Regions from separate parts of the Homo sapiens genome. Here region 1 is linked to region 2. A link is a loop called in an ENCODE intact Hi-C map of the cell type or tissue named here. Cell type or tissue: thyroid gland. All regions are shown on one strand. Links, peaks and the distances in the headings refer to the core of each region. The heading gives the core; the rest is flanking DNA.

The links. Hi-C counts contacts between places; a loop is a spot of excess contacts. Peaks named below come from ENCODE experiments on the same cell type or tissue, not always from the same donor. Only the 100,000 strongest peaks of a DNase experiment are listed, where the experiment ranks them.
Region 1: a loop joins it to region 2, with 1.9 times the contacts of the local background. A loop is called at or near these places in 4 of 110 quality-filtered maps.

Annotation. Positions count from the first base shown.
Region 1 is chr9:107,003,014-107,007,409 of GRCh38, reverse strand. It overlaps ZNF462 (zinc finger protein 462), which reads right to left. Exons shown (of 13, transcript NM_021224.6): 11 at 3,984-4,116. The region is part of intron 4 of LOC340512 (a long non-coding RNA gene); the gene reads left to right. Among named protein-coding and RNA genes, the nearest start is that of ZNF462, 140 kb to the right of the region's middle. RefSeq lists an enhancer at 1-80. In thyroid gland, for the core only: no CTCF peak of the experiment used is centred there; no DNase peak of the experiment used is centred there.
Region 2 is chr9:106,927,945-106,932,340 of GRCh38, reverse strand. ZNF462 (zinc finger protein 462) reads right to left here. Exons shown (of 13, transcript NM_021224.6): 3 at 2,582-4,396; 4 at 1,652-1,816. Among named protein-coding and RNA genes, the nearest start is that of ZNF462, 67 kb to the right of the region's middle. In thyroid gland, for the core only: no CTCF peak of the experiment used is centred there; a DNase peak (open chromatin) is centred at 2,670; H3K27ac peaks cover 2,024 bases.

The sequences.
Region 1 (4,396 bases), core at 166-4,165, 75 kb before region 2:
GACCCTGAAGTTCTTTCCAGCCAAACCACTCCAGTGTAATGCCACAGTGCCAAGTAAAAGGGGGCTGCCAAGTAGGGTAAAATAAGGAGGTCTGCCTGGTATACCACACACATCTCAACCACCATGTTTTAAATTCGAGTTTTCTTTCTTTCCTTTTCTTTTTTATAAGGAGTCATAGGGGAGCAGAAGCCTAGAAGGGTATTTTGCCTTTATAATGCTTATAACCTTTGAAATCACACATGCTCAGCTTTAGAGATTAAAAAGCCATAATAATATCCAATGAGAAACAGTTTATTTCCAGAGGAGAAAAGGCAAGGCCACAGAGCGTCATGAAGAAAAAGGAGTCTTTCTGTCAAAAGTATCCTCTCCCAGAAAACTCCGGTAACAGTGCAGAGATGTTAAGAAATCATTGTAAAGAACATACTCATGAAATGGTTTGAAAAAGAAAAAAGAAAGAAGCCATGCTTCTCCGATCACAACCGTTTTCCTTGTAAGAAATGGATTAATACAGCCTCTACTAATAAAAATAATAACTTTATAAGAACAATCAACCTATATGGTAAGGATGTTTTATTTGTCCATGTATTTTTCAGGTTAATACAGGCACAGGGTTTTTGAAAGGGTAGTGTACCTTGGCTGTCATTTCCTGCTGACTGTCTTGGTCAGGGGTTCAAGAGCCAAACTGGGGCCCCCTTCGCAAACCCATAGTCTTTAGCCCTGGCATCATGGTAGGAGGGTGAGTGCAAGTCAGGAAAAGGAACAGGGAACACCTTGGAGGGAAGTAGCCCACCAATAGGCTTCCTTAATGTTTGCAGACAGAACAAGCAGAAAACACAAAGAAATTCTGCAAAACTGCTCCTTACAGCAAGGTCCCAAGGGCCACTGAATCCACAGATTTCAGGGTCAGGTCCCCTTCAGTGAAGATTACACTACTCGAAGCACTGGGAAAGTGGTGTGCAGGGTAAGAAGAGGGCTTGCCTTTGGAGCCAGAAGATGTAAATTTGAATTGAATTTGGTCTCCAGGGTTTATATTTTTTGTTGTTGTTTGTTTGTTTGTTTTGTTTTTTACTTTGAACATGCTCTTAAATTTCCTGGGTCCTTATTTTCCCATTTGTGAAATCACAAAAATAACACCTACATTGCAGGCTTATCATTTATTAGGTGATTGTTATATTCTAGGAACTGGGTGAAGGTCTTCTGTGTTATCTCATTTAATCTTTACAACAACCCATGGAACCACACCCTGGATAGCCAAAGAAATCTTAAACAAACAGAACGAAGTTGGAGGCACCACCCTACCCGACTTCAAAGTTGACTACAAAACTATAGTAATCAAAACAGCATGGTACTGGCATAAAAAACAGATACACAGACCAACAGAACAGAATAGAGAGCCCAGAAATAAATCCACACATTCACAGTCCATCGGTTTTCAACAAAGGTGCCAAGAACACATAATGGGGAAAGGGCAGTCTCTTCAATAAATGGTATTGGAACAGGTGGATATCCACATGCAGAAGAATGAAATTAGATCCTTATCTCACACCAGATACAAAAATCGTCTCAAAATGAATTAAAAACTTGAATATAAGACCTGAAACTATAAAACTACTAGACAAAAACAAAGGGGAAAAGCTCCATGACATTGGTCTGGGCAATGATTTTTTGGATATGACCTCAAAAGCATGGGCAACAAAAGCAAAAACAGATAAACAGAATTACATCAAACTAAACAGCTTCTGCACAGCCAAGGAAACAATCAACACAGTAATAGACAACCTATGGAATGAGTGAAAATATTTGCAAACCATACATCTGATAAGGAATTAATACCCATGCTGTATTAGAAAATCAAGCAACTCAACAGAAAATCATCTATCTGAGTAGACATTTCTCAAAAGAAGACATACAAATGGCCAGCAGGCATATGAAAAAATGTTCAACATCACTAATCATCAGGGAAATGCAAATTAAACCACAATGAGCTATCACTTCACACCTGTTACGAGGCTATTATCAAAAAGAGTGAAGATAACATGCTAGAGAGAATGTGGAGATAAGCGAACTCCTGTTGCATTGTTGGTGGGACTGCAAATTAGTACACCCGTTATGGAAACAGCATGGAGGTTCCTCAATCAGTTAAAAGTAGAACTACCACATTGATCTAGCAATCCCACTCCTAGGTATATCCAAAGGAAATGAAAGCAGGATATTGAAGAAATATCTGCACTCTCACGTTCACTGCAGGGTTATTCATAATAACCAAGATAAGTAATCAAGCTAGGTGTCCATCAATAAATGAATGGATAAAGAAAATGTGGTATATACACACATGAAATACTATTCACCATTAAAAAATATGAAATCCTGTCATTTGTGACAACATAGATAAACTTGTAGAACATTACATTAAGTGAAATGAGACAGGCACACAGAGGCAGGCACAAATACTGCATGATCTCACTTATGTGGGGAAACTAGAAAAGTCAAAGTCATACAAGCAGATAGTAGAATGGTGGTTACCAGGGGCTCGGGGTTTGGGGAGATATTGTTCAAAGGATACAAAATTTCAGTCAGATAGGAAAAATAAGCTCAAGAGATCTATTGTACAACACAGTGGCTACAGTTAATAACAACATATTGTATACCTGACAATTGCTAAGAGAGTAGATTTTAAGTGTTCTCACCATAAAAAATGACAAGTATGTGAGGTAATGCATATGTTAATTAGCTTGATTTAATTTTCCACAATGTATATGTATTTTGAAACATGTTGTACATCATAAATATATACAATTTTTATTAAAATAATTTAAAAAAGTAAATTTAAAAAGTCCAAAATCTGAAGTTTTAAAGTTAAAAAAAATCTTTACAACAATCTTAGGAGGGAGGTGATATTATTCTCATTATTACGATTGTGATTATTTCACAGATGATGAATGTACAAGGAAATACAATAATTTACCCCAAGCCATCTAGACAGTAAGTAGCAGAACTGGAAACCAAATTCAAGCAGGCTAAATGTACAGTCCTCTCTAGTCATGAGATTAAAGAAAAATGTTATATAAAAACGACCAGCACTGAGGCTAGCACATAATGATGCTCAGTAATGGCAACTAGTACTATTCTCATCTCTGGGTCAATATCTGCAATGTTGATTTCTGATGTTTATGTTATCCACGTGCTTCTGATAAATCTGCAATAACTAAAGTAACATATCTCAACCTATATTCTTGTATGTATAGTCTGGGGTTTTTCACAATATTCTACGTTGAACAATATAGAAAACCAACTCTGAATCACATAAATGTATATCCACAACTAAATATACTTTTGAAAACTTTTTCATTTTGAAATAATTATAGACTCACAGGAAGTTAGAAAAATAGTACCAAAGTCCCACAAAACCTTCCCCAGTGTATTCTGTAAATACATAGTTGAATGAAAGAGGTGGTCTCTCTTTCTCTCTCCTTACAAAGCAAGTCAGAGCACAAAGGGGGTTAAGAAAAGGGCCACGCAGAGGGACATCAGGGGGTAGGGGCTCAAGTTCTTTGCACCACCGTCCCCTACAGTTCCAGCAGTGTGTGCCCCAGCAGCAATTTTAAATATGCATTCAACTGGAAGTTCATTCTCATTCCTCTAGAGCTCTACAGTGTCATCCATCTTGCTGTCTGCTTGTCCTTATTCTGAAGATTCCCTAGATACCAGTTTTCCTTATTAAAAACAAATCACTGCCATCTATTTTTCAACAAACATATATCTATAATTAGGGAGAAAATGTCTGTTTTCCTTGGCGTTTCTATAGCTGGTAATAGTTTACAAAGACACAGCTCTTGATGTGTTTTCTAAGTCAGTCTGTTCTGCTACTTAACTAAGAAGGATCATTCCTTCTGTTACTCCTACAACAACCTCCTGCCTCCCTTCTGTCTCACTACGGACATGCCAGATGCCATCTGGGATTGGGAGGGCAGGATGAGACTAACCTCTGTCTTCAGCCTTGCTGTTCATTTCTTCTTCCTTGTCCTCATCATCGCTGCTGGAGCTCTCCATTTTCTCCTTCATCTGTTCCAGCTGATCCAAGTTAACCCGTCCAACCAGCTCAAAGTTACGGCTTACCTGAAAAAGGCCCAAACAAATGATGGAATAATAAACCGCAGACCAAATGGGGTTCTCCCTGATGGAGAGATCTTTCTAACATCATTTTCCTGTGACTGTGGTTTTGCAACCAGGACCAAACAACTCCGGGGCCTAAGAGGTCTTTTTCTTCGTTTTGACTCTTTTGGAGATGGAGCAGCCCTTTGCTCCCACATTCCATCATTTTCACCGGAACTTTTGTACACCGGACCTTCATTACCAAACTTGTGAAGAAACATGAGCTATAGTACGCAGGAGACCA
Region 2 (4,396 bases), core at 289-4,288:
GCCCACCAGGGCGCCACTGGCGTCTTTGGCTGCTTCCAATCCATCCAGGAACAAGTGGGCAGGGTCATCCGCCTCCTGCTAAGAGAACCACACACACACACATGCCCCACCAACAAAATAAATATCCATCATCATTGCCTCCAGCTTTCTTTTTCTCCCTACATTCTCCCAAACTCAACAGCACTTCTTGTCAAAGCTTCCTCCCCTGCCTCTCCAGCTACCCCTAGAGGGAGAGCAAGCCCAACTGCCATTCTTCATGCAGTGGAGGTGATTTTAGGACAACATACCCGGACACAGGTTGCTACTGTTTGCGAAATGTGAACAAGGGCTTCTCCCACTCTGAAGACACTTCACTCACTTCTTCCCCATCTTAAAAGAAAATTCAAACTGCAACCCCATCTAAGTTGACATAAAGTTGGGCTAGGGTTGTGGCTCACAGAAAGGAGAGGAAGAAAGGAAGAGAAAGAAAAGCAAAGTAGTATGGTCATTGAGGAGCCTTGGGCCATTATCTGGAAAGGAAGCAAAGCAAAAGATCCCGCTGTCTGCCCCCTACCCTGTAGATGGTGACTTCACTCTATGACTGGAGACTGCTGCATAATCAATTCAAAAAATTAAGGAGCAGCCTAGTTTTAAGTCACCTGTTTTTCGAGATAGCTCCTTGGGTTACTGATTACACAGGAAAAGCCCTTCTGTCTCTCTCACATGATCCCAGGAAACGAGCCTGGGACACACCGCAGTGGTGTCTGAAAGAAAGTGACTGCTGATATCCCTGGGTTGCCACTGTTCTGCCAAAAGACAGAAAGCTTCAGTCTTCAGTGAAGAAAAGTAGAGACTTTATCTTCATGTTAAATTGGCAAAATAGGATGTAAGCTCAAGAAGGGCAGATGACAAAAATATGTTCGCGTGTACCCTTAGAGAAAGGGCAGAACCCCAAAATGACTTCTGTTTTAATAAATAATAGGGCTTAGCAATATCCTGGAAGACGGGGATGGTGGCTTGGTTACTGACATGGTGGCTGCTATTAGGATTATGATGTTCAAAACAGGTGGCCTAATAAAAGTCAGAGGGAAAAGGGAAGACACTTGTCAGCATCATATGGGAGAGGGGATGGAGGAGACAAACCAAGGCTTTCAGGGTCAATTGCGACTTGAACGCTTTTAGTTTTAATGTCTCTTGCAGTCCCCAGAGGACCCAGGATAAGAAGACAAAGAGATTCTCCTAGGCTCTCTGCATCCTCAGCCAGATGAGAACAGTAAGAAGTCAGGAAGAAAGAGGAGCAGAAGATGATGGGAACAGAACCCACTTGATTCCTCTCAAGAGCTCGGGCAACTTGGAAGAACGAAGAGCTAATGGCACTAAACGCAGAATAGAAGGACGACCCGAAGCCTCCTAGACCGAGAATCCTGGACCTTCTGCTGCCACCAAACTATCCGCGTGGAAGGAAACCAGATCGAAACTCGACCTTTCCCTGAACAGAAAGATGAGGAAGGTCCAACCTGCAAAGAAATCAAAACAAGCCAAACCAATCCAAGCATAATTCAGGAATGCCCGCATTCTGAGATGCTCTTTCCTGAGCTGCTTTAGGCAATGGGGTTAATAAGTAACTCGAATCGCTCACACACAATGCTCATCCAGACCTTCCAGTTCTCACCTTCACAGCAGCTGACACAGCTGGGACATTGCCATACTGGACGTGCTTTCGGAGGTGATTGCAGATGGCTCGGAGCGTTGGGTGCACTTCCACACAGAATTTACATTTGTAGCCCACCACTTTCCTCTCCTTGATCTTTGGCACCTCTTCTAAGTGACCAAAAGGCTGGTAAAATACAGTGGTAGCCATCAGTACTCCGAGCCCTCCCTCAATTGTCAGAATTTATTCTTGCAGTTTACTAACATACTTTATTTTAAAGCCGATTAGCAGGTTAAAAACCAAGGGAGATATAGGCGAGTATTTTTATATAACAAATTTGTCAGCATCATGGCACGCTGCCTACTATGCAAAGTCTTTGAAACCCAAATACATTACGGCTTGTGAGTAGAGAAGATTTCTGTGCAGAAGCTCATCGTCACTGCCACTAAGTCATCTGGTTTTCAAACCAGTTTCAACTAGGCAGGTGAAACGTTGCATAGTTGCGCCATTAATGAACTTCTTGATAAAATAAAATCTACTCCTGGAGACGTTAGGTTCATGTAGCAAACACTGAAGACCAAGACATGGCTGAGAAGTGCTAATGGTACCAAGAGACAGCCCACACTGCCTTAGGAAAGAGCGAGCGTTGTTGTAAAACTAGGCTTCAGATAAAGCTACTTGGCAGAAAGACATACATAGAAACCACCCCAAACCTCCCCTGGGGAGCCATGGGAGGAGTCAAAGGGAAGGAGGGAGGAGAAGGGACCAAGGAGAGGGGTGAGCACAGAATGGGAGATAATCAAGCTCGAAATGTTTAATTGACTTATTGAGCTCTCTGGCAAGCTAAGTCACTAGGAAGCCTGCAGCAGTTTGGCTGGCAACGAAGAAGTGCATGTGGGCACCAGTGATGAGAGGCCTCCTGGGGGAAGGGAAATCAAAACATATCCTTACCCTCTCTTGTTTGAAATCTGCAAAAGCACCATCTGCATATTTCTGCTTGCTCAAAAGCTGTTTCCTCCTCTCCTGACGTTTGGCACGCTTCTGGAATTCCTCATTGTGAATGTTCAAGTGTGAGGTCAGCTCGGCTGTGCTTTGCAGTTTGCTATCACAGTGCTTACACTGGTAGGTGGAGTTCTGCAAGCGGGGGCCGTTGCCCAGAATGATGAAGTCCCTCTTTAGGTCCCGACTGTGGTGGTCAGTGTAATGCATGCACAGCAGCTCTGCAGTGCTAAAGGACAGCTTGAAGCATTTGATGCAGCGGAATGGGAGCCACTCGATTTCCTGAGCTTCACCCTCCACCTCGGCTTTCTCAAAGTTGCCTCTCTCCTCTTCTTCCATCAGTGTGGGCTTCTCATGCTCATCTGCATAGACGGCCGTGAAGTAGCCCCCCAACTTGCTGGCGTGCTGCTTCTTTGGGAACACCCCTGGGTGGCGTTTCATGTAATGGGACACGATGCCCTTCTTGCTGAACGACTGGAAAGAGCACAAGGAGCACTTTTTCTTCTCCACTGCCCGCCGGAGTTCCTCGCTCAGCTGAGGGGAGTCGTCCTTGGGCGGGGATGGGATGATCACTTTGTTGGGCTTGTCGCTGATGGTCCTGGAGGCTGCCAAGCAGTGAGTGTAATACGCATCAATGTCGTGGCGCTTCTGGTAGTGGGCTGCCAGACCTTTGCGGATGGGGTTGGTGTAGGCACACAGGGCACACTTGAAGAGGTTGTTCTTGCCTTCTGGCTGGGCTCGGACATTATTGTGCTTGATGCGGTAGTGCCTGGCGATCCCCTTCCTCGTGGAGCAGAAGTACTTGCAGAGCTGGCACCGGAACACAGTGTGGGAGACCAGGTGGGAGGTAGAGAAGTGAGAAGTGGACACGGGCTCCTCTCCCACCTCCTCCTCAGTGATGGAGACTTGGGAAGGGCTCACTTCAGTGGTCATCTCGGGCTCGAGGGGGACTGGCAGCTTCGGGGGCGACTGGGAAAAGACATCAAATTCAGGCTGATTGTGATACTTCTCGTAGTGGATTTTTAGTTTCTCCAAAGTGCCGTGTGTGTACGGACACAGTTTGCACCGGTAGGCGCCATACCCTTGCTTGAAGATCCTGCTCGTCTCCTCCACGTCATTCTGGGATATGTCAGCAGACTGCTCTACGTCGTGCACAAAGTCCTCAGCGGTCACCTTGATGGACGGGTGTCGCTTCTGGTAGTGGGTCAGTACGCCGTGGATGCGGGTGTTGATGTATGGGCAATGCCTGCATTTGTAGACGGCACCTGGGTTGATGTCAATGTCCTGGGCAAAGTCAGCAGCCTTCACTTTCATGCCAGGGTGCTTCTTCCCATAATGAGTGAGAAGGCCGTGCAAGTTGTTATACTCAGATTGGCATACCGTGCACTGGTATGGGGTGGAGGATATGGCGGGGTTGGCTGAAGCTAGCTGCAGGCTTTTCTCAGGGGACAGTCTTGCATCCTCTGGACATTCAGCTTCCTGCTCCGGGAAAGGGGTGGGTATACTGTTTTCACAATTCACAGGGCCTGCCAACTCTTCGGATGAAAGAATGGGCTTCTCCACAGCATCTTTCTCCTTGATGATGTCCAGTAGCACTGACTCATCACCATTCATGGCCCAGGGGTGGAATGCTTGGTAGTGATTAGTGATGTCCCAGATGGAAACAGCTTCGAAAACACAGTCCCTGCATCTGTAGGTTTTGGCTTCGGCTGGCATTGTGAGAGAGGGAGGGGATGGGTCTGGCCCAGCCCACAGTTTAGTAGCCAT